Regions from separate parts of the Mus musculus genome. Here regions 2 and 3 are each linked to region 1. A link is a loop called in an ENCODE intact Hi-C map of the cell type or tissue named here. Cell type or tissue: gastrocnemius. All regions are shown on one strand. Links, peaks and the distances in the headings refer to the core of each region. The heading gives the core; the rest is flanking DNA.

The links. Hi-C counts contacts between places; a loop is a spot of excess contacts. Peaks named below come from ENCODE experiments on the same cell type or tissue, not always from the same donor. Only the 100,000 strongest peaks of a DNase experiment are listed, where the experiment ranks them.
Region 2: it touches region 1 in a loop (2.3-fold over the local background); 2 of 42 quality-filtered maps call a loop at or near these places.
Region 3: it touches region 1 in a loop (5-fold over the local background); 4 of 42 quality-filtered maps call a loop at or near these places.

The regions. Positions count from the first base shown.
Region 1 is chr8:126,732,446-126,740,267 of GRCm38, reverse strand. No RefSeq gene overlaps it. Among named protein-coding and RNA genes, the nearest start is that of Gm31603, 6.6 kb to the right of the region's middle. In gastrocnemius, for the core only: a CTCF peak has its summit at 3,406; DNase peaks (open chromatin) are centred at 3,451, 4,039, 4,651 and 5,062; H3K4me3 peaks cover 1,901 bases; H3K27ac peaks cover 4,000 bases.
Region 2 is chr8:126,611,582-126,619,403 of GRCm38, reverse strand. No RefSeq gene overlaps it. Among named protein-coding and RNA genes, the nearest start is that of Gm31546, 19 kb to the right of the region's middle. In gastrocnemius, for the core only: a CTCF peak has its summit at 3,449; no DNase peak of the experiment used is centred there; H3K4me3 peaks cover 464 bases; H3K27ac peaks cover 4,000 bases.
Region 3 is chr8:126,870,645-126,878,466 of GRCm38, reverse strand. All of the region lies in intron 1 of Gm31718 (a long non-coding RNA gene), which reads left to right. Among named protein-coding and RNA genes, the nearest start is that of A630001O12Rik, 26 kb to the right of the region's middle. In gastrocnemius, for the core only: a CTCF peak has its summit at 3,384 (motif pointing right); no DNase peak of the experiment used is centred there; H3K4me3 peaks cover 957 bases; H3K27ac peaks cover 3,797 bases.

The DNA.
Region 1 (7,822 bases), core at 1,698-5,697:
CCCAGAGTTCCTCCCCACCCCAAAACAAACCCTGTGGGCTCTCTAACCTTTACTGCACAGTGACTCAGTTTCCCCACTGATAAAAAGGGGGACGAGCCTACAGTTCTAAACCTGCCTGTAAAACATACGGAGAGCCTTGAAATAAAGGTGGTTATTTAGGGAGAGTTCAAAGTATTATGTGATTATTTTATTGCTCCTTTTATTCCTGAGATTTTTCTATTTGCTCAGTTTACAAACCCAAGCCAGAGCCATAAAACCACTTTAATGCCCGCGCCTCTTGTTCTCATCATGTAACAACCGCGTATCACTTTGACTCTGAAAGTGTTTAGAACCGAGGTGGAGACGTGCCCAGCGGGAACCTCAGCCGTTTCTGCCAAATGAAGGTCATACTGAACCCTGTAACTGCTGGGATCAGCCTCCCAATGACTACCTTTGCGCCATGATTGAGTTAAAACTGGCAATGAATATGGTCTGAAATACCAACCTATGCTTTGTTTGTTTTTTGTTTGTGGTTTGTCTTTCCTTTTCCTTTACCCTCTCTTCCTTCCTTTGTTTCCTGATCCCCTTTTTTGCCATTTGAGACATAATCTCATTATGGCCCAGACTGGCATGGGCTCACTATGTAGCTTGCATAGATTAGCTTCAGCTTCTCCTAGGCCTGGGGTGTAGGTTCACTATGTAGCTATCCCAGATTAGCTTCAGCTTCTTCTGTATATACCCTCAAACCTTTTTAATTTTGCTTTTTTTGAACAAAAGGGTCTCAGGTGGTCCTGGTTGGCTTTGAACTCAATAGGTAGCTAAAAATGGCCTTGAACTTCCATCCATCCTGCATGTATCTCCCAAGAGATTACAGGCACGCACCACCTTACCCAATTTCCCTCACTCTTCTCCTAGATACAAAGCTGGATCCCACCACAATCCTTTCCCAGTACCATCACCCAAAGCCACAGGAAGCAAGAAGCTGGAAGTTGGAAGAGGCCTTATTGGCTGACCAGCAAGTCAGAGCAGAGTACAGTGGCATGGGGCCCCATTCCCCTGCTTTGAGGGGACACCTGACTCTACATGTGGGCCTGCTGCCCTGAGAGTGTCAGCTCCACCGTTCTCTTGTCTCTGATTCCAGCCTTGGAAGGCAGGGAAGGATGGGGGAACTCTGTCATCTCAAGAAACAGAAGTGGGGCATAGGCTCATTTCTAATGATGGTTCTTTCTTTACTTTAAAAACTAGAACCCATGGTGTCCTGTTAGAAGAGTTACTGCTTGGGTTTAATTTACAGAAATGGGAGTTTCACGGCAGCAGGCTTGTTGCTTTTTCTGATCCCCACTCCCCACTTCCACTCAAAACAAGAACCTTATGACCCCATGTAAAGACAAGAAAGGCGTTGCCTACACCAACAGGAGCTGTCCTCAAGTTCTCGTGCTTGATCTCAGGCATTCAGTGCTGTTCCACAAAACCTACTGTGTGATCCATCTGTAGGACCAGGGAATTCAAGGCCACATCCTGGGCTTGAGAAACTTACAAACACTTTGGGAGGTAGGAGATTCCACCTGGACAAGGCCACTGTATGTCTCACCTCCAGGAATCTCATTTCTAGAATACTGGAGAGTTGCAGTTGGCAGCCTAGAGCCCTTTGGGGCATCACTAACAGTCCCCCTAGAGATCTACCCTCTTCTGCTTGGCAGTATCTTCTGCCATTGGGTCACCACAAGCAAGATTTTGAGCTTATGGTGGCCTCTGTCTGTTCTCATTCTCCTTCCCCGTGGACACTCTCCTGTCTCAGGCTTTTGATTTCTCACATCGGGATCTTGTCAATGTGCTCCTGTCTCAGTTCTCCATCTCCAGCCTGCTTCCTAAGCTGCAACAAGACAGTTGTTGCATCTGGGCCTGATGGTGCCCTCCCTAGCTACCTAGGAGGTTGAGGCAGGAGGTCTGAAACTTCAAGATGCACCTGGGCTATAGAGTGAGTTCAAGGTCACCTTGGATGACTTAGACCCTGGCAAAGCCCAAATCTGACCTCAGAGCCAGTTTCTGATACCACAGAGCTTTGCTGTGAACCACCTCAGCCATTCAGGGGTGCAGTAGTTCTCTTGGTTTTGAAATTCCTTGTTTCTGTTACATTTCAAGTGCCTATCACAAGCTTCTTCCTCTTCCCCAAAGACCCCCAGGAATGGGACCCAGCCTCCATGACCAGGAAGCTCTTCACATTGTTTTGCACACAGAATGTGCCCCATATGTGTAATGGTTTCAGTAAGGGTTTGTCTCTGACCTGCAGAGACTCTGTGGCAACCATGCTAGCAGAGAAACACCCTGGTGGAGTCTGGGGGCTGTCTATGACAGGCAGGAGTGTTGGTCCTGACTCTTGGACTTGCTGCAGGAAGCTGTTGGGTGCTGAGAAATTTCTCTAGGACAGAAATGAGAACCTGAAGGAGGGGTAGCTCTGGAGCCTGGCAGGAGACAGGGTGTGTACAGATACAGCGGAGTGGCCCCAAGGTGTCATCTGCTAGTAGTGGCTTCCTCTAGCCTGGGCTCCCCCTGCTCTCCAGAGGAACCAGAGAATAATACCTACAAGGGAATGAATGAGTCCTGGTCTTAGCTGTGGGAAATTAGAATGAAAAGGGCCACTAAAATCAGGTTTTCTTGCAATGTGCCATGCTTGCGATGCTGTTTTTCACAGTGTTTTTATACAATGTAATGGAACTAAGAGAAAGAAAGGAAAACAAACACAGTCATCAACAACATCAACACATACACCACACATACACATATACACACATGCACACAAATATACACAATGCACATACACATATACACAATGCACATACACATATATACACACATATACCACAATGCACATATACACACATGCACACACACACACACACACACACATGTACACACACATATACACAAACATACACACATACACACATACACACACACACACACACACACACACACACACACACACACACACACGAGCATATAAACACAAATGCATGTCCCCAGCTCTGAGCATGCATGAACTTTAAGGTCTCCCATCCAGCTTTCTGTGCACCTCCTTGCATGGTCAGGTTCCTCTGGCTGACCCCTCTAGCCTCCTAATTCCTCTCCCAGATCCACGGTTTTCCATCCTAATTTTTATGGTGTTTCCCAGGATTAATGGTTAACGTACTCATTTTTCCCCCAAGCTCTCCCTTATCAGCGACTGTTCCGAGTAAAGATTAACTATGCTTAACAGAAGCACATTAATTAATCATCTACAGACTTTGAGCAAATTATTCTTGGTCACCTCCTCCTAAAGGTCTCATCCATTTGCAGCTGACCTTCACCAACACCCGGGTCTAGAGACTCGGGGAAAAAGCCAACCTTAGGAGAACTGATGAGCCGAGGGAGGTCACGAAGTATTGACAGTGGGTGACGCTGCTGTTCTGTGCTTTTTAACTCAGCCACCGTTGTTCCAGGACCCTATAAAAGGACTGGGCTGTGCCTCTTTAAAAAAAAAAATGTTTTGCAAGCCAGGCCTAATCTACGGTACATTCTTTGTTGCTGGGAGACTCGGAGTGGCTGTACAAGCTGTTCTTTCTGGGAATCATAGTTCAAAGTGTCCCGACCCAAACACACATGTTGTCATTGTGCCTGTCCTTTGAGTGGGGCTGGGACATCCGACTTAGCAAACCTCTCCTGAGCAAGCAGGCCCAGCAGCCAGGATCCACAGCCAGCAGGGTGGCTCCAGGCTCCCACTGCAGGGAGGGGCCTCCTAAAATGAGGTGGAGGCTTCTGCCCAGGGAGCTGAAGGAGGAAGAGGAGGGGAGAGAGGAGGGGTGTTTCCATAAGGGTCTCTCCTGGCACGGGGCTGCAACAGTTGAGCCCAGGTTGTGCCCAGGTTGCAGATGGAGTGTGGCCAGCGCAGTCAAGTGTCCAGAGGAGCATTGTGGGAAAAGGCCTTCATCCACTCTGCACTGGAGTAGCTGCAGAGCCCCGTGAGGGGAAAGCCAGGCCTGGGTCCAAATTCCTGCTCTGTTTGGCTCGCTCTCCTTCCTCCTTGGAGAAGACCGGAGTGGAAGGGAGAGGTCGTTCAGAGGGGGACCAAGGCCTGGAGCCTGCCAGACTTATTAGGAAAGATGTTGTCGGGGTCTTGGCAAGCTTTCTCCATCGTCCCGCCCCAGCATGACTGGTTCCTGTCACCCTGGCTGACTCCAGCCAGCCCAAGTGCCTCGCTGCCCCACATTCAAACATTTCCACATTAGGCCACCACCGGCACGCCTCCCTGGCAGTGTGGGAGGCGCCTGCTGACCCGGGGTGGCCTCGCCTGCCCTGCCTCCCCTGCAGGTACAATTGCTCTTTTCTGGGTCAGCCTTGTGATCTGGTGTCCAGGCACTTGGCAGAATTTAGCAAATGTTCCTCAGGGCTCTGTTTCTTGGTTACACTATTCACACTGACACCCTTGGGACTGTGGGGGAAGGGGACCGCTGTCTCCATCTCCTGTCCTGCCCTGGTTAGAGAGCCGGGTTGCCCAATCTGCTCTCTCTTGGAGGAGGTGGGAGGCTTTACCTCCTTTGTGGATCTTTAGCCCCTTCCCTTCCCGTTGGCCTGACCTCTCTTTTGGACCCTGAGCTGGAGGAGAGGTTACTATTCATGACGTACAACCACATATGGGCTTGTGCAGCCAGACGTGGCAGCCTCGAGCCCACGTGACTCAGAGCAGTTGAATCACAGCCGCACCAAATGGAGCTGGACAACTGTGCCAGCCGCAGGGTGGATTTCGAAGAGTTCCTTTAGAAAAAAAAAAAAGTGAGCGGTCTCACCTGTTCAAGCAATAATATTCCAGAGGAAGTGTGTTCCAGTAAAATATGATCTAAAAATAAATTGCACCTGTGCGTTTTGACCTTTATAAACATGGCTACTAGAAAATGCCATCTATGTGATGGGTGTCATATTTCAGTCGGACAGCACTGCCTGACAACTGTCTCCACAGTAGTGTGGTTTCTTCCAGGCATGTGGCCTGCTGAGGGCTGGTTCTAACCCCACCCCACCCCATCCCCCAGGTCTCCCTGCTTGCTGGCAGCTATAGGCTTCTCTTCCCACTGGGCATGCTCCCTCCCTGCTTTCTCCGTGGCTTCTGGCTGCTCTTCAGAGCCCAGGGTTAGTGCCCCCATATAGGAAGCATCCTCATCCACACAACCACAAAAGGTTTTGTCCACTTGGCTGTCACCAGGATAGTCTGTTGTCGAGGGCAGTATCCAGAGTGGAGCATACAGGACTACATGTACGCTCACCACACATGGGTGAATGACCCACAGGCCAGAGCAAACCCAAATAGGACTAGAAGCTGGTCTTATTTATGTTTCCACTGTGGGAGGCAATAAATTATTAACCTGAGTCAGGATATTTTGGTTGCTGTAGGGAGCGCCTGCTTGGTACTACTTAAAAACAATCAGGGGTGGGATGGGGTGAGGTGGGGTGTTGAGATGGCTAGGGAGTAAAGCCATTTGCTGTCAAGGCCAATGAGCTGACTTTGGTCCCCAGAACTCCAAGGTCAAAGGATAGACTCACCTCCTACAAGCTGTTTTCTGACCTCCACACACATGGAGTGACAAGCATGCCCTGTATATAAATATGTGTAAGGCAAGAATTGGAAATATTTTTTTGGAAAAATTTCCTTTATAATAAGCAAATATTTTGGGGGGCTGGGGGCTGGGCAACAGCTCTCCATATAGTCCTTCTTCACATCGAACTTGCTCATTTTCCCGTCTCTGGCTCTTGAGCTAGTATTATAGGTGCACACCAGGAACTTTAGCATCCAGCCAGGAACGTTAAATCAAAACAAATTCCCCATAGCACAGATTCACTCTCTGGGACACTCTTCAACCCGTATGAAGGGAACGACACCGTGTCTCACACACTTGGCCTGTGGAACTCATCATCAGAATCCCAATCAGTCTGTGTGGGATACCCACACAGACCTTGAAGACTTGAAAGTACACACACACACACACACACACACACACACACAATAAGTGTGGAAAATATCTCAAATACAAATAAAATAACTGCTTGAATGATGAAATCCTATATTTGAGGTCTGTTGGGCTGTGCATATCATTAAACCTAACCTCGCATGTTTCTTTTTCTAGTACAGCTTCTAGAAAAATCTTACTGAACACACATGGCTCATGTTATATTTCTGTGGGAAAGGACTGAGAGCCAAGGAGACGGCTCAGTCATAAGACGTTTGCCATGTGAGCATGAAGACCTGAATTCAACCCCAGAACCTGGCAGAGTGTGGGCTTCGGTAACTCCAGAGCAGGAAGAGTGGGGAAGGGAGGGTTCCCTAGGGCGTGCTGGTCAAGCACCCAGGCTGGTCACAGGTGGTACCTGCAGATGACCTGTGGCTCCACACCTGTGCACATCCACTCTGTGTGAATGGAAGCACACGCACATGATTGCTCTGGAGGGACAGAGCTTTGTTTACTTTGAGACATTTACAGATGCATCTGAACATTCCAACTGGGTTTTTAATGGTTTAGAAACCCCAGAGCTTTAACTCGAGTCTTCCTGCCAGAATGCCCATACAGTCAGTTGCATTGGGTTCTGATTCGGGTTCTGACATTATCCAGGAGACCCACCTTGACCTACCCTCTCCAGAAATGGCCCAAACAGGCCTCTGGGGGAACTCCCAGGCTCTGCAGGGACTTGTTGGGGAGTAATTACAGTGGGCAGACCCTTCTGCTTACACGCTTAGTCATAATTACTTACCCAAGCGGCACCAACAGTGTGATGGGAGCTTAGCTGAACAGAGAGAAGGCTCAGCAGGCACATCACCTTGAGCTTGACCCGTCAGCCAGATTTCACGGCACCTGCTGGTTTAGCCTGAGGGCTGTGATTCATTCTCGGGAAAGGAGCTGCAGACATGCTCTCCTCCAGAACCCTGTTCTCTCTGCTCGCTCCCCTCTTTTGAAGGAAGAAATAGAGGCGTCTGTGTGCTCCGGCTGCCTCTGAGGGGCTGATCCTTTGATGTGCACACATATGCAAAAATATTAAAATATGTGTTGTAATGCACTGGGGTGTTTTGTTTTTGTTTTGTTTTGTTTGTTTGTTTGTTTGTGCCTTGGACACAGGGTCATAAATTAATGTCTTCCCTTAGCAGAGGTCCTTTCCCAGAGAAGGGACCCCTTTCTGGAGGATGATTGCAAAACAGTGAGTGACCAGACATCCCTAACTTTGCTTACAGCCTCTATACACACACACACACACACACACACACACACACACACACACACACACACACACATATGTACACAAACATGCACACAAACTCAAGCACACAATATACATACAAACACACACACACAAATACACAGACACACACACATGCACACACACATATGTACACAAACATGCACACAAACTCAAGCACACAACACACACAAATACACACACACACACACACACACACACACACACAAATGCAGCCAGGAAGAAGAGACAGAATGTGTGCTAACGGAGAGAAAAACTAGGGCCTTTTCATGAGGTCAAGTGACTTCTGAGGCTGCATCAGCTGGCCAGGTGCACAACCAATTTACTTGTTTCCTTGGCAGCAGCTAAAAGTATCTGACAAATAATGGAGCCCCAAGTCCTATAAGTAAAATCCCATTTATCTTGGGAATTAAAAAAAAATACAGCAACCGTGATGGAAAATTCCCAGTGGGGTCCATTTGTTCCTTCCTGTGGGTCTTGGCTCCATTTCTCTGGGAAGACACACTTGTAAATCTGTGCTTTTTGAGGTGGGAGATGGAAACTAAATGTCTTTAAGATGTGTTGCTGG
Region 2 (7,822 bases), core at 1,575-5,574, 120 kb after region 1:
ACACCTGATGTTGAACAGGCAAGGCATCCACTCTGTATAGGATGATAGCAGCTACCTCCTGGGGGGGAGGTGCCAGGAGGAATCTACCAACGTGGGCCAAGAGCAGTGCAGGATATGGGACAAAGGAGGCTTGTCCAGCATCCAGTGAACAAAGACTCCTTTGGAATTTTCACTGAGTTGTTGAGGGAAGGAAGAAGGGAAGAAGAGGACAGACAGACAAACAGACAGACAGACATTGTATACACCTCTTTGTTAATGACATCAAGCTTGGGAAATGTACTTGGGCTTCCTGGAGTGCTACTCAACAATCTATAATGCCAAAACACTCTCTTTTTCTGTGTGACTGGGCCTTGCTCCACAGATTACACACCACCATCACCATCATCATCATCAATCATTATCATCCTCTAAAGAGAATGTCTTTTCTTTCCCTCTTTCTGAAGCACAATGGCTTGGGGAACTGCAGGAAGTTCTGCCCAATCTGGCTTATTCTCATCCGCATCTCCTTTGCTTTGATGTGGGGTCAGTTAATCAGCAGTAGCCCAGGCCTCTAGGGAGACCAACCACCAGAAACCTTTCCTCTGCCTCAGCACTGGCCCAAGGAATTCTGGGTTCTTGTCTGCCGATGTTAAAGAGATACCCAGGGCACGCAGAGGGCCTCCTGGATTGCCAGTCTAGCAGAATTGGTGAGATCCAGGTTCAGTCAAAGGCTGTCTTGAAATATAAGCTGAGAGGCTGGAGAGACGTCTCAGAGGTTAAAAGCACTTGCTGTGCTTCCAGAAGACACCAGGTCGGTTCCCAGCAGCCATGTCAGGTGGCTTACAACTACCTGTAACTCCAGCTCCAGGCATACGTACACACAGATGTACAAATGAAAATAAAGTCTTTTTTAAAAATAGCAATAAGGTGAAGAGAGAGAAGAGGGTGTCTGACATCAACCTCTGGCCTCTGCCATGCACACATAGCTCCCCCTACCTCCATCTTGTGCTTCAAAGGCAGACCTCTCATGTCTCCCGTTATAACAATGACAACACCCTGTGAACCCTCTACCCATATCCTTTACTGCAGTTCCAACTTGGCCCCAAGTCAGGACCTCTCCAAGGGCATGCCATAGGCATGGTGCAACCTTCCTTCCCTTAGATCATGCGTTGGGTGTTCTGGCTTGCTTCTGCTGCTGTATTAAAACATCCTGACAAAGAGCAACTCAGGAGAGGGAACGGTTTATTTTATCTTACATTTTCAGGTCACCATTCATCATTGATGGAAGTCAGGGCAGGAACCCGGAGACAGGAACCATGGAGGAGTGCTGCCTGCTCTTTCACTCTTTCGTTTGCCCGCTCATTTCATTATACATCCCATGACCACCTTCCTGTCCAGGCAATGGCGTGTCCTACAGTGGGCCAGGACCTCCTGTATCAATTATTAATTCACGATAATACCCCACAGGCATTTGAACAGGCTGATATGATCTAGGGAATGCTGTGAAGGAGATTTTCCTCTCAGATGACTTGAGGCTCTGCCGATTTGGCAGTTAAAGGCTAACTAGAACAGGGGGTGTTCTGAGTACCATCTAACCGACTCACCAGATACTTGAGAGATAGTATTTGAATGCAGTTTGAACCCTCACCTGACTCCTAGACATACTGGCTTAATTATTCCTTCTGAGCTTACTTCTCTACCCTAAGCAATTGTCTTGTGTCTGAAGACCCCTTGCTCCCAGCATGCCCTCAGCCCTCCGCTTCCCAATGTGGCGAGCCACAGTTGTCCTTCTAGGCCACTCCAGTCCTATCTCTCCTCACTCTCCTCTCTCCCTAAAGACCTACCACTGCTTCAAGCTTGTCCCTTTACTGGCCCTGTGTGCCAATACCCTTGGCTGGTTAGCCTGAGGTTGGTATCCTATGCCATTGGCTGTGTAAGATGCTCCAGTTGGTGTAAGTCACTTGCTGGTGTGGAGATGGTCAGTCTGGATGGTCAGTCTGGATGCTGGTTAGTTACTAAGCTGTTGATCCATTGCCTTCACAGAATACACTTGGAGGAAGGGAGAGCCCCGTGCCAAAGCCAAGAAGTTCTATCACCTGGCCCTGTTCTGATTTCACATCAGGATACAGGTAGAAAGACCAGAGAGCCACCAATGCTCATGGAGGACCAGGACAGGTCCCCACAGACAACATCCTGTACCCTACAATAGTCTCCAGTCTGCAAAACGATCTCAGGGCAGTTGTAAGAGAACAGCAGGGTCTGCTGTATCTATAAACAAACTGCTGCTACCCACAAAAAAAGTCGGGTTTGTTTTCCCTCTTGTTGATAAATCCCAATGGCCTCTTCTGAGTTCTGTCCAAGACAGAGCACAGCTTGGAATTCAGAACCGCACACATTTCTATCCAGATCTGTCTTCCATTAGTTAATCAAACACTATCTGAGGTCATCAGAAAGATGTGGAAAATTCCTCCGAGTGAATGACTTCAACAGCAATGGCTTTTACATTATATTTTGCGTTTCGTTTTCCCCTTGATTTAGTGTCACAGGCATCTCAGAGTGACTTCCTGTGGATCTGGTTTGTGCTTTCTGGGGCCCTGGCTCCAGCCAGCAAATAAAGAATCTAGAGTAGGCTTAGCAGTGGTGCTGCATGGCTTTAATCCCAGCAAGCAGATCTCTGAGTTTGAGGCCAGCCTGGTCTACAGAGCGAGTTCTAGGACAGCCAGGGCTACACAGAGAAACCCTGTCTCAAAAAAGGGGGGAGAGAGGGGGCAGAGGGGAGGGAAGGAGGGGGGAGTGAGGGGGAAGAGAGGAAGGGGGAGGAGAGAGAGAGAGAGAGAGAGAGAGAGAGAGAGAGAGAGAAACTTCTCCAGGGAGACATGAACTTGTATTCACTCCAGATAGCTCACTGATGACACAGGGAAGAAACTGTTCTACCCTCGTCTAGTTTGGTGAACAGGGTGAGTTTAATGATGTGATAGCTGCTTCGCAATACAGCTAGTCCCCAGTTCATGCAATGTACAGCACTGGAGCTCTCTGCACAGCTAGCAGGCAGTTCCACAGAAGAGTCCCCCTTAGCATTGACTGCTTACTTAATCCCCAGGCAGGGCCACCATTATCTTTGTTTTCATTTGAGTTCTTGTAACTCTCTTGTGGGTTTCATGAGCAGTCTCTCCTCCAGGAATGCTTCTGAGGAAAGACCAACCCTCTTTTGTCTTCAGGAGACTGGGCAACCCCAAGAGTAACTTCTTGGTTTTGTTCCTTGTTTGAGACCGATGTCAATAGCAGTGTTTGGAAGCCTGAAGCGGGGACATGAGTGGGTGGTTGGGGCCCCTCCCACACACAGCTATGCAGGACGGGAAGCAGGGGCGTGAGCTCTGGGAGGACTTCCGGGTCTCTGGGCTTGCAGTGGCCCATTGTATGCAGATCTGGGTGGTTTCTCAGCCCACACCAGGCACCAGCCCCACCAGCTCCACCTTCAGCTGATACAGAACTGGGTCAGTGCCTCTGCCCAGCTAGGAGGAGCTCTGAGCTGGTTACTCATTCTTACTCATGGAGGTTCTGCAATGCCTCACCGCCAGCCCCAACCTCCGGTCTCCCACATGCATTCCGAGCCTCCCTGTCCATCTGGAGAGCAGCGAACTGAGAGGGTTGAAAGGAGATCCCAGACTTGTAAAACCAGATGCTGGCTCCTCCAGGCTGGCTCCCCCTCATCCACCAGCCAACAGTTTTTACCTTTTTAAAAAGTCACACCCCTGGGAGCAGAGCATCCACTGAACTGCTGATATGGGACAGGGTGGGGGATGGGACTGAGAAGGTGGGAGTTAAAAATCAAAGTGATAAATGGGCCAACTGTTGCATTCACACCACGGGTTGAGGCAGTTGCTGTCCCTAGGAAAACAAAGGCACTCCAGGATCTCCAGCCACCAGGGACACCCCTCATATAGGGATGACAGGCCAGCTCTTGTCTCTCCTCACCCCTGACTCTTGTCACCCTCCTCTCCAGGTTCCCCAAGATCTGCAGTACTGTATTTAGTTGCTGGGGAAAGAGAAATTGTTTCTGGCCAAGGTTGATCTACTTGACTGTGACTTTAAATGCAAAATGTCCCTCTCAGGTTTATGCAGTAGGAATGATGCTTGGGGGAAACATGGACCCTTTAAGAGCCGGGGCTTAGCTAGAGAAAGTAAGTCACTGGAGAACAGGGTCTTAACCAGTTTCTGCTTCCATGAGGAGCTATGGTGTCCTTTCCACTTCCTAGTCTGATGGTCAGGTCAGGAGCTCTAGCACAGCCTCCAGCCACCCTGAACTCTCCTGTACAGTCCCCACTGTGAAGGATGGACGTTCTCTCGCTCCAAATTGCTTTTGTCCAAGATTTTGTCAAGGCAAGAAGAAATGTAGCCAACACAGGCACATCCTTCCAAAGGGCTGCAGCCTGGAGACCAGGGGGTGTGGTCACATCAAGTGTTCAATGCTGACAACGCACAGAGCAGGGCAGTCAGAGGTGACACATGGAACCCAGCCAGTGAGATGGACAAGTGCTCACGTGTTCCCATGTCTGTTTCCCACCAGGTTTCCGGTGCTTCTCCTTCACCTCCCACTTCATACCTTCTGAGCTATGGGTGGGCTGCCTGGGGGCCAAAGGCCACAGATCCCAGGGGTATGCCTCAGATTGTCCCTGTGACCCTGTCAACTGGGGTGCAAGTCCCAGAGAGACATGGAACCGCCCCCACTTCCTCTTGAACACCTGCTGGTCTGAGGTAAAGCCTCTACTGAAGGAGTATGCTCGGTGGCCTCCAGGAAATCTACCCATATTACAGTAGGATGCAGAAGGCTGCGAGAACCCACAGACCCCTTGGGTTCTGCCCAGACAGACTGTGACCGGGATGGTGACGTAGGCTGATCAGCCTGGCCACACCCCAAATCCTGTTTGGCCTGGTTTTTGTAGGAAGGCAAGAGGTAAGGGCCTAGAGAATGAGGCAACAGCTTCCCCAGGGTGAGTTCCTGCCCAGAGCTGGTATCTGGTTTCTCAGCCAAGCATGGGTGGCTCTGGCTCTGTCTCTGATTCCGCTGACTCACAGTTTGGATTACACATTGGACATAGCTTGTCTGTTTGCCTGGACACTGACCCTTGGTCCTGGTTGCACGCTGCACATGGGCCTCTAGGTTTGTCCGGATATTGATCCTCAATCCTGGTCACACTCTAAACATTAGTCACCTACCTTGGCTGATTCTGCATGCACACTGCACACTGGCTGGCTGTTTGCCTGGATACTGATCCCTGATCCTGGTTGCACAGTATACACTGGTTTTCTATGCTTGCTTGGGACTCATCCTTGATCCTAGTTGTACTTTGTACTCTGTTATCTAAGTGTGGCTGGCTAGTCCTCCCAGAGAAAGGTCTTACTTGCAGTCACCCCAACCCTATTTTCAGAAGACACTCGGCTTTCTTGGAGTCGGACTGGGGCCTTGCTGGGCTTTCCTCTAGCCTAATTTTAATAAGCTGGCCGGATGTTTCTTTAGGTAGTAGAAACAGGCATGTTCTTGAGACTCAGGTTCACCTTCACCTTTGAAGGCAGGACATGGCAGGATGCTTGAGATCAGGGCTTGGGATAACAGGAGAACCTTGTTAACCACCGGGAAGGCTTTGCCCCACCTTGTACCCATTTCCCAGGCTGTCATGTTGCTGACAGTCATGTCCGACTCTTTCAGCATGCAGGTTACAGCTGCACGATGGTACCGATTTCTTACTCCTCACGGAGCCTGTATCTAGTGATGATTTGTGCTTTGTGAGCTAGGAAGCTGGGGGCTACCCACTCCTATTCTCACCTCTGTCTGGGGTCTCAGATGCTGGCAAGAATCACACATTCTGGGCTTGCTGGGGACTCGGCCTATCTAAGTCCCTACCCCCACCCACAGGGGAATTGTGGAAATGCCCCTGTCCCTCTTGAGAGTGAAATGTAGTCAGTAAATACCTAGGACTTCACCTGTGGGGTACCGAGAGCCGCTGTGGCAGAAGTTCTGGTTGTCAGGGGACCTGTCCATGATCACAGCATATCAGTGGGAACCCTTAAGGGAACGTGACTCACAGGCTGCTTGCTCCTGACTCCTCCCAGCTGAAGAAAGAAAGGATGGTTAGCAAACAGCAGGTGGGTGGCTGTGTGAGACAAACGTCAGGGAGAATGTTATGGGGTTGCTGGGGTCAAAGCCTGAGTCCTGGTAGCTATAAAAAAAAGTTAGCCAGGGCTACCCCTCCCCAGTTAAAGAAGTAGCAATAAAAGCAGAGAAAAGAGATTTATTTTTTGTGGCCACAGTGGGAAGAACAAAGGGGTCTAGCAACCCTCAAGTCCATCTCTGAGATCCTGGCATGAGGTTTAGGGTTAAGTAGAAAGCAAGTGAATGCGCAGAGAAGCAGATCTGGCCAAGGTGTGGCCCCGCCCATCACTGAGCTGCTGCCGCTGCCACTGCCACCACTACCACCACCACCACCACCACCTGGGCTCCAGTCTCCTGTGAGGTGGTGTGACACATGGTCAGACCTGTGTGACCCTTCCTGGGGGATTCTGGCTGGCACAAGGCCTTCTCCATCTGACAGCTTGAGATTCCCAGAGAAATTCCAGTTTCTTGGAGTCCCCAGTAGTCTGACAGCCAAAGAATAGGCTACAAGGGTCTCTTTATAAAACTGTCACAACAGAAGTCATGGGAAGATGGAGCGATGAAGCCCTGGTTGAAGAAGAACACGTGGCACTGTACAGGACAGTTGACCCAGGTGACAGTTAAGGAGCAGCCGGTGAAGGGTGATGAGTTACAAGTGCCCACAGGGAAAAGGGACACAGGACAACCAGGGTTACATCAGAGGGAACTGGACTCTCCCACACACCCTGCTATGAAGCCTGAGGTCCTTGAGGCAGAGGGTATTCCTGGAACCTTGTGGGTAGGACTCAGGCCACATGCAACCCTGAGTTTCTATTCATCCAGCCGGATTCTGCAGGAAGGATCTTCATCAAGGACAAGAGGACAAGCCCTGGGTGAAGAAAGGGCTTGGGGGGACAGCAGGCGGTGGGAGTGGAATCCAGATACAAGGGATGTCTGCCATGTTTTGGTTTTATGGGAAAATGGAGAAAGTCTTTCTCAAAAGCAGCGATTACTAAGGGTGAATAGGAGAGAAACCACAGGAAATTTTTTTTTCCCTAGGACCAAATATCTAAAAGAAAAAAGTTCCCCCAAACTAAACAAAATTAGATTGAGAAATTCCACAAGGTACCTAAGGGACCGAGTGGCTCCTGGTGCTTCCCACTGGCGCCAGCCTCAAGCCCTAACAGCCGCCTGGGGAAGGGACACTAAGTTGATGCAGAAGTCACAATTCTTTCTTGCAGAACCTTTGTTGCTGAAAGTTGGAAACGGTTTATGTGAACCTCAGTAGGAACAGCTGGTGACACCCCTCCCAACCCAACACACACACACACACACAAGAATGTGCACATACACATTCACACTTGTACACATATGCATACTCGTACACACATGCACATGGGTACACACATGCACATATACACATATATGTACATGCACATTCACACCTACACACACATACACATGTGCGTATACACACATACACACACACATACACATTCACTTGAACACATGCACACTCATTCACACATGCACACAAACACATCTGTACCTGTCTAGGCACCTCTCCTCTTCCCTACCCCCTTGGCAGGGCAGGTGGAGACCCCCAGATTCCTTGTGGTCCCCTTCACTTAAGGCCCTTGGGTGTTGGCAGCAAGCAGGATCCACAAGGTGATTTCCCCATGACACCCTGAGCTGAGTACCATTCAACATTAA
Region 3 (7,822 bases), core at 1,575-5,574, 140 kb before region 1:
TGGAGTCAGGGTCCAAAAAGAGCAATCAGGCTCAGAGGTGGGGTCTGCATAAAGCTGTGTGGGTGGTGATCTCCATCAAGCACAGACCACCCTGATGGTCTTCATTTTCTGATTAAAAGATAGAAAGGAGAGTGCAGGGCACAACACTGCTTATCTGTTAGAAATCATAAAAGCGGGCAAACCACCGGGAGAGACCTGGAAGGAGGGAGGGGACAATAATACACAGTGTTCTCACTTTCAGGACAGGTGTCCTGTCACCACCCAGAGCCAGAGACACCCTGTGTCCTGGAAGCTGAAGTCTGGGGTAGAGAGGTCACAGGTATATTCATTACTTTTTCTCATTGTTGTGTCCAAATATCTGGTAGAAGAAAGTGACAGAGGGCCAGGGGAATGTCTCTGTCTCACAACTTAAGGGAATATGTAGTTTGTCATAGTGGGAAAGGATTTGGCTCCATTCACTGGTGGCAGGAGCTCAGTGAGGTTGCTTGTTCTGTCTTGGTGGATCAGGAATCAGAAAGAGGCTGGAAGCAAATGCAGCCTTTAGGCATCTTGCCTTCTATCTCTGGCCCTTCACCTGTCAGCTAGACCACACATCCTAAAGGGTCTCCTACAGTAGTGCCGCCAGCTGGGACCAAGTATTCAAACTTATAAGCCCTGTGGGGATGTATCCATATCCAAACTATAAGAGAAAGCTTGTTTTTATTTTCTGAGAATTTTTAATTGAATTTATTATTATTATTATTTATTATTATTACTGGATGATTGTCACATGTTCAAGTGTGGGCATGTGTGCCGCTGCACACGGGTAGAGGTCAGGGGACAACTTGGGGGTTGACTGATTACACCATAGGTTCCATCAGTTGCTTTTGCCTGTCGGGACATCTTGGAGTTCTAGTAGGATTGATTTTTTTTCTGAGACCTATCTCCTTGGCTCCTGTGACTGTAGATGGTTGTCCCTCTTTGTGAATGTCTAATTCTCTACCTCCACTTTCTCTCTGTACTGGGGATGGAACCAAGAACCTAAAGCACATCCCTGTCTTGAATCTCTTCAAATAAGGGTCCCTACCACATTTACATAGACAGGAGACCTACCCTAATGACCTCATTTTAACTTAGTCATTGAGTTGAAGACCCCCCCCCCCCTCTAAACATAGACCCTCTCTGAGGTGCTGGGCGATGATCTCAGCACTGGGAATTCCGTAGAGCCACATTTCAGGATTTTGAAATGCTAAATGGGCCAAAGTCTAAAATGCTTGCACACAGCTCTTTCCCCAGAAACCATCGATCCGGAGTCTCTAGTGGTGGCCCCCGGGGACTTTTCCGGATTGGTGCCCACATCCACTGTCGAGATTCCACAGAGGTCAAGAGAACATCCCATGCTCATCGTACCATCCGACTTTCAGCACTGAGCAACTGAGGGACAGGGAGTCTGGTGTGAAGGATACTAGACACCCAGAGGCTGACAGTGACAGAGAGCCCACAGGTGGGAGCAGAGTGTGAGGAGGAGGAGGAGGGTATGTAAGAGGAGTTGGCAGGGTGTCTGGGGTCAGAGGCTGTTGTAAAAATAACCTGCATCTGGGACCAGGGTCAGCCTTCCAGATTTGATAGTGGCCTCCTGCCCTGGCCTCAGTCCCCAGGGCCATTTCATACTGTAAGGAGCTGCAACCGGAGCCCTGGGTGTTGGCAGCAGACATGCAGAGGCTGAGCAGGAAGATGGGACGCACAGACTAGGAACAAGGGCTCTTTCAGACCTGTGTTTACACATGTGCCTCCTAGTCTCAGGGAAGTGAAAACAAACTCCCCCAGCCGTCCCTGAGCTACCTTGCGTGACTAAGATGCTGACTTAGAGTGTCCATGTAACCATTCGGGTGGCTTCCAGTGATTTCAGACGACCAAGAAAAGACTTGTTTCCCAGGTTCTCATTATGTCAGGAGGGCTGTTACGCAAACCCCAGCACCTGTGGGGTCATAGGCCACAGGAACCTCCTGGAGGAAGGGGTGCTGACTCAGGAGCTTTTAGGACTTGGGTAGCAGCCAAGATGACCAATGATCCTGCTGTTCAGGGGAGGTAATTAGCCATTACCCAGGGTCTCAGTTGCTCCTGTCAGTCAGAGGCATTACGGGACACAACTTGGAGTTATTCCTGATCCTGCAGCCCGGGTGCAGAGTCTGCTCTCATGTGGAGGGTGATATTGGCTACCTTTTTACCGTTCTCCACTTTATGCCTCCGGACAGGGCTTCTCGGGGAACCTGGGTGCTTGCTGATTTAGTCAGGTTGCATAGGTAGCGAACCCCAGGGATCCTCCTGTCTCTATCGCAAGTACTTGGATTATAGATATAAACTGCCACATCTGGCTTCTGTGTGGGTGCTAGAGATCTCAACTTGGGTCCTTGTACTTGTGGAAGCAAGCACTTTACATACCGAGTGTCTCCCCAGCCCATAGATGCTTCTGATATTCAGCTCACACTGGCTCCTTTCAGTTTCTACCTGCTTCTACCACTGCACTGATATTTCCTGGCGCAGAAGAGGGCCCATCTTCCTGTGGCCTCTGCTCACTCACAGACATGGAATCACTGGACTGTACCCCCATGTCAGGTAGTGTGATCCCTGAAGGCTGCCTCCCTTCATTTTCTAGCTTACAAATCTCCTTCCTGTCTTTGTCATTGCTTTTCTCAGAAGAACCATTTGCCAGTTTTCTAGGTAGAGAGACAGGGAAACTGCTGTACCAGAGCTTATGTCCCAGGAGAGAGGTCTGCTATCAGATGGCAGCTGTTTCCCTCAGCCCTGGAAGTGTGCTTGCTGTGAGGCACTGGGACCAGCCCTTAACCTCTGAGTCCTGTTCATCCCAAAACCATCTCCCTGAGTTAGACAGTGTATGTCAAGGCTTTGCTCTGCTGTCTTGCCCACATTGTATGGCTTGGTGTATGGACTTGCTCGGAAATCGTCCTTCTGTAGGAACGTAGATAGACGTTGTTTATGTTTATAATGTGAGTTGATTTCCGGATGGAAAAAGAGATGCGTGCTTTCATCCTGTTTATCATTATTATTATTATTATTATTATTAATGATTTTTTATCTTGTATGCCTATGTGCACGTGTGTGCATGCCATGTAGGGGCCAAGAGGACAATGTTGATGTTATTCTTCAAGTGCTATCCATCTCAATTATTTATTTATTTATTTGGTTTTTCGAGACAGGTTTTCTCTGTGTAGCCCTGGCTGTCCTGGAACTCACTCTGTAGGCCAGGCTGACCACCTTGATCTTTTAAAATTTCAATCTTAAAAAAAAAACAACCAAAAACCTTATTTATTGATTGATTTATTGATTTATTTTATTTTGCCTGTCTGCATTTCTGCGTACTATACTTGTGCCTGACAGAGGCCAGAAGAGGGCACCAGATGCCCTGGAAATGGATCTATAAATGGTTTTGAGCTGTTCTGTAGGTGCTGGGAATAGAAACTGTCCTCTGGAAGAACAGTGCTCTTCATTTAGTTGAACCTTCTCTCTAGGCCCTAGTTTTTAAACTTACCAGAACTTTAAATTCTATTCTTTGATAATTCATATGTGTATACAATGTATCTTTATCAATGTATATCCAACCCAAAGTCTCTCCCCACTCACTGGATCCTACGAATACTTCCTCATTTCCTCTCCTTTTTGGGTGTGGGATTTTTTTAAGGTAGTATTTATCCTTAGAGCCTGGGAATGATCAGGCTAGGTTGTGCAGACAGCTGTACAGACTCTTCTGCCCCTACCTCCCCAGTGCTGGTATAACCAGGATATGCTACCACCCAGGGCTTTTGTTTATGTGTGTTCTTGGGTGTCTAACTCAAGTCCCCATGCTTGCAAGGACAGCACTTTGGATGCCCACCCACCTCCCCAGCCCCTTCTCTGTGACTTTAAGCAACTTTGACTGCACAGCTGTCTTGCGTGTCCCACCCTCCCCCCACCCACATTTTGGAGGTGCATCCAGCTGGCTCCTCTGAACCTGTTCTTTTCATTCTTATCCTTTGCTTCTTTTCCCTGGGCATTCTGGGCTCACTGTCTAGACTGGGGATTCACCGTGGCTTTTCTCACTGTGTGCACCACCCCCTACTCCCACCCCACTCTGCTGGATTCTCACAGCTTCTCCTCGACCAGCACTCCGGCTCCGCAGCAGTGGCTTTATCCCCCCTCAGTGTCTGAGGAAACTGATTCATCGCCTGAGGTTCTGTCTGAGAACTGCTTTCAGACAGCCAGAATCACATTTGAGCCTGTGGGTGGGATCTGGGTTTGGGTCTGGACTTTCTTTTGCTTTGATTAGCTTGGTTTGGCCTCCCTCTGGGATGTGGGTTTGCCTCTATGTTTCTTTTTCTTTCTTTTCTTCTCTCTCTCTCTCTCTCTCTCTCTCTCTCTCTCTCTCTCTCGTATAATTTCATGCCCAGTCTCAGGGTTGATCCAAGAGAAATTCTTGTTGTCAGTGACCCGTAGAACCTCTAGAGTTGGACTATCAGTCCTTAGGAGCTTGTCACCCTCTGTGTCTAGCCAGCTCAGGCCAAAGGTGTGAGTCTGTAGATTAAAGTCATATGATTCCTGTCCCAAGTGGGTATTAGTTAACGGTCTTAGTGGCATTTTTAGGGGTTTTGATGGTGGGAGGAGAAAAATTTCTTTCTGTATAGGAAAACAACTACTCAGTTTGGTCTGGAATTCATTTTCTTTGCCCAATTATTTTCAATCAAGCAGCATTGTGAGGAGGAAGCTACTGTGAACTTGTTTAATAACTCAACATTTGTGCCTTTGTGTTTTTCAATATTCAGAAATATACATTTGTTCCTTTTAAGAGTCCTGACAAGAGCTATGGGGATTTAACAGGAACCAGGCTGCAAGACAGGGGTGGGCCATCCATCACGGTAGAAGGGTCGCTGACAGGTTTAGAAACTGTCTTGGCTACTTTTCCCGTTGCTGTGGCAAAACACCTGACAAGACCAACTGGCAGGGCTATTTTGAAGGTGCAGTTCTTCGTGGTGGGCAGGACACAGTGTGACGAAGGGAGCTCTTCACTCGGCACCCACAGTCTGGAGTCAGAGAGAGAATACTGTGGCTCAGCTTTCCGTCTCCTTCCTGTTTTTATTCATCTGGGGTCCTGTCCCATGGGATGGTGACCACCCCTCATTCAGGGTGGGTCTTCCCTTCTGAGTGAAGCCTCTCTGGAAATGCCCTCAAAGGCACACTCAGAAGCAATTCAAAACTCCCATCAATTTGGCAATAGAGAGTAGCCATTATCATACCCACTAAAGACTCCATGTCCACCCCAGCAACTGAGAACCCCGAGACCCCTACAGGGAAGCGGGAGGCTGTGAGTGCATGACATTCACAGACCAGCAGTGTGCCATGAAGGAGGTAAGCAATACTGTATCAGGCAGGACATGCAAGAACACCACAACCCTGGGAATATGTCCCTGGTGATTTACAGGACATACCCTCAAAGCTCTGCTTCTTCTCTCACTAATAGATGAGGTCTCTGTCCCTCCTTCTCATGCATGGGAGATGACTTTGACCAGTAAGTAAGGGGACTGTGACATTATGTGATATCTGAAACAGGGGGCCTCATGAGGCTATATGGCTTCTGTTTTGAGTTTTGTGTCCTATGCTTCTGGTCTCTGTCACTAGGGAAGTTTGACCACTGTGTGGTGGCCGTGCTGGGAGGAAGCTGAGCCACATGGAGAAGACACGTGAGGCCTCTGGTCAGCAGGCTGGGTCTCTGAGTCAGCTGAGTCCTGGCTCCAGATGCCTGAGAGGTCAGGCATCTAGTTGACTCCAAACCTCAGCTATGGAGTTACCCCAGCTTTTGAGACTTCCCGGCTGAGGCCCAGATATGTGACAGATATCAGCCCTCCTTGCTATGTCCCGTCTGAATTCTTCATGTGTGTGTGTGTGTATATGCATGTACATGTACATATGTTTGGGGGCGTATGTGGAGGTTAGAGGTCAACCTCATGTGTCAGTTTTCAGCCATCCACCTTGTGTTTTGAGATAGGGTCTCTCACTGTCCCAGAACCCATCAAGTAGGCCAGTCTGGGCTGGCCCGTCTCCCAGGGATCCACCTGTTTCTGCCTCCCCGGATCTTTTCTAATTATAAATTTCTAGCCCAGATCTGTCCTACAAACATCGTTGCATATGCAGGCGGCTTCGTACTTTCCTCTGAAATCTAAAAATTTTTACCAGAAACCATTCCAGCGTGTTTATTTTTACTTTCTGCCTGCACTTTCGTACATTTGTGACATTTCTCCAGAAAGGTTTTCCTGAGTGGCTTGATTTTAACTTTGTTCTGCTCTTTGCTTCAGTTTTCAGTTTCGGGGGAGGGGGGACTCTTGGCTCCCATCTGCCCATCATTTGTTTTTGGCCCTTTCTCCCCGATCCCCTTCAGTTCTCTTACTTCCTGCCATTTGCGGTGTTGCGTTCCCATTTATCCTCGCTGCTGATCTTAAGTCTGGATCTTCTGGATTTGCTCTGTTTTTAAAACCCAGTCCTTATTTCTGGATGGCTTCATCCTTTTACTCTTAATACTGTCTTGAATTCTCTACATCGGCTTCTGAGTTTTCCTAACGACCATTTATGATCTCTCCCTTGCCCCTCATCGGAGTCTCACTCAGGAAAACCAAACTTGCCACCACTGAACTACACCCGGAGCTCCCCAGCCCGCCCTTAGATCTGTTTGTTTCTGTCTGTTTTAAGACAGGGTTATACTATATAGCCCTGGCTGTCCTGGAACTAGTTCTGCAGACCAGGCTGGCCTTGAGGTCTCATAGATCCACCTGCCTCTGTCTCCCAAGCGCTGACCAGCCCTTGGAGTTGTGAAGTCGTGCCTTGTTAGGTAGTCAGGCTGTGTTTAGACTTGGCATTCTTCTGCTTCTGATTGGCAAGTGCTGAGACTACAAGTGTGCACCACCTTGCCTGACCTCATGTTTAAAGGTTTAAAATGTAAGAGACCTTTCTTTTAATTATTTACATTTATTCCTTTGTTTGGATGTGCAAGTGCGCCTGCCATGTTGTATGTGGAGGTCAGAGAATTATTTGGGGGAATTGGTTCTCTCCTTTCACCATGTGGTTGCTGGGGATTGAACTCAGGTCATAAGGGTTTGATGCCAAACACCTCTACAGCCCTCTTATCTGCCCCTGCCTGCTATTTATGGAGTGGGTATCTATGAAGTTTTTTTTTTTTTGCTATTCCCCATGACATATATTCTTTATTTCCTTATTGGAGATGATATATATTGCTATAGGTGCCATCCCAGAATATTCTCCAGTCTATATTCAACATGTTAGCTAACATGGTACTTTAAAAGACTTGCATCAGACCCTGTGATGCTGCTCATAAATCTCAATGGCTCTATAGTCCTAGGCAACACACATTTCCTCACATAGGTTTATAAAGGGCTCTGTGTTTCTGCCACATTTCTCCCTACCCTCGATGTCCCTCATAGTTCATTTTAATCTATGTGCCCCCTTGCTTATCATGTCTCAGCTTATGGGCCTCCACATGCTCCTGGGGTACTCCAGGAGAGGCTCTACCACCTACGCACTCACAGCTGCTGTCCCCAGGACCTTCTTGGAACACCTCATCCCCTGTGGTCTTCTGCACCCCGACTTTTCCTGTTTCTTTTTTCTCTCTTGGCTTTTATATCTTATATTCTAATTCCTTACTTTGCGAATGCGAGTCAGAGAGTAAACTTCGGGAAGTATCTGAAAACAAATCCTTCCGGCTCTGTCAAGGGGAAAGGCAGTGGGTTAGAGAAAGAGCAGAGAAGATGGTTAGAGAGAGACACTGTGGAGAGTGTGCTGC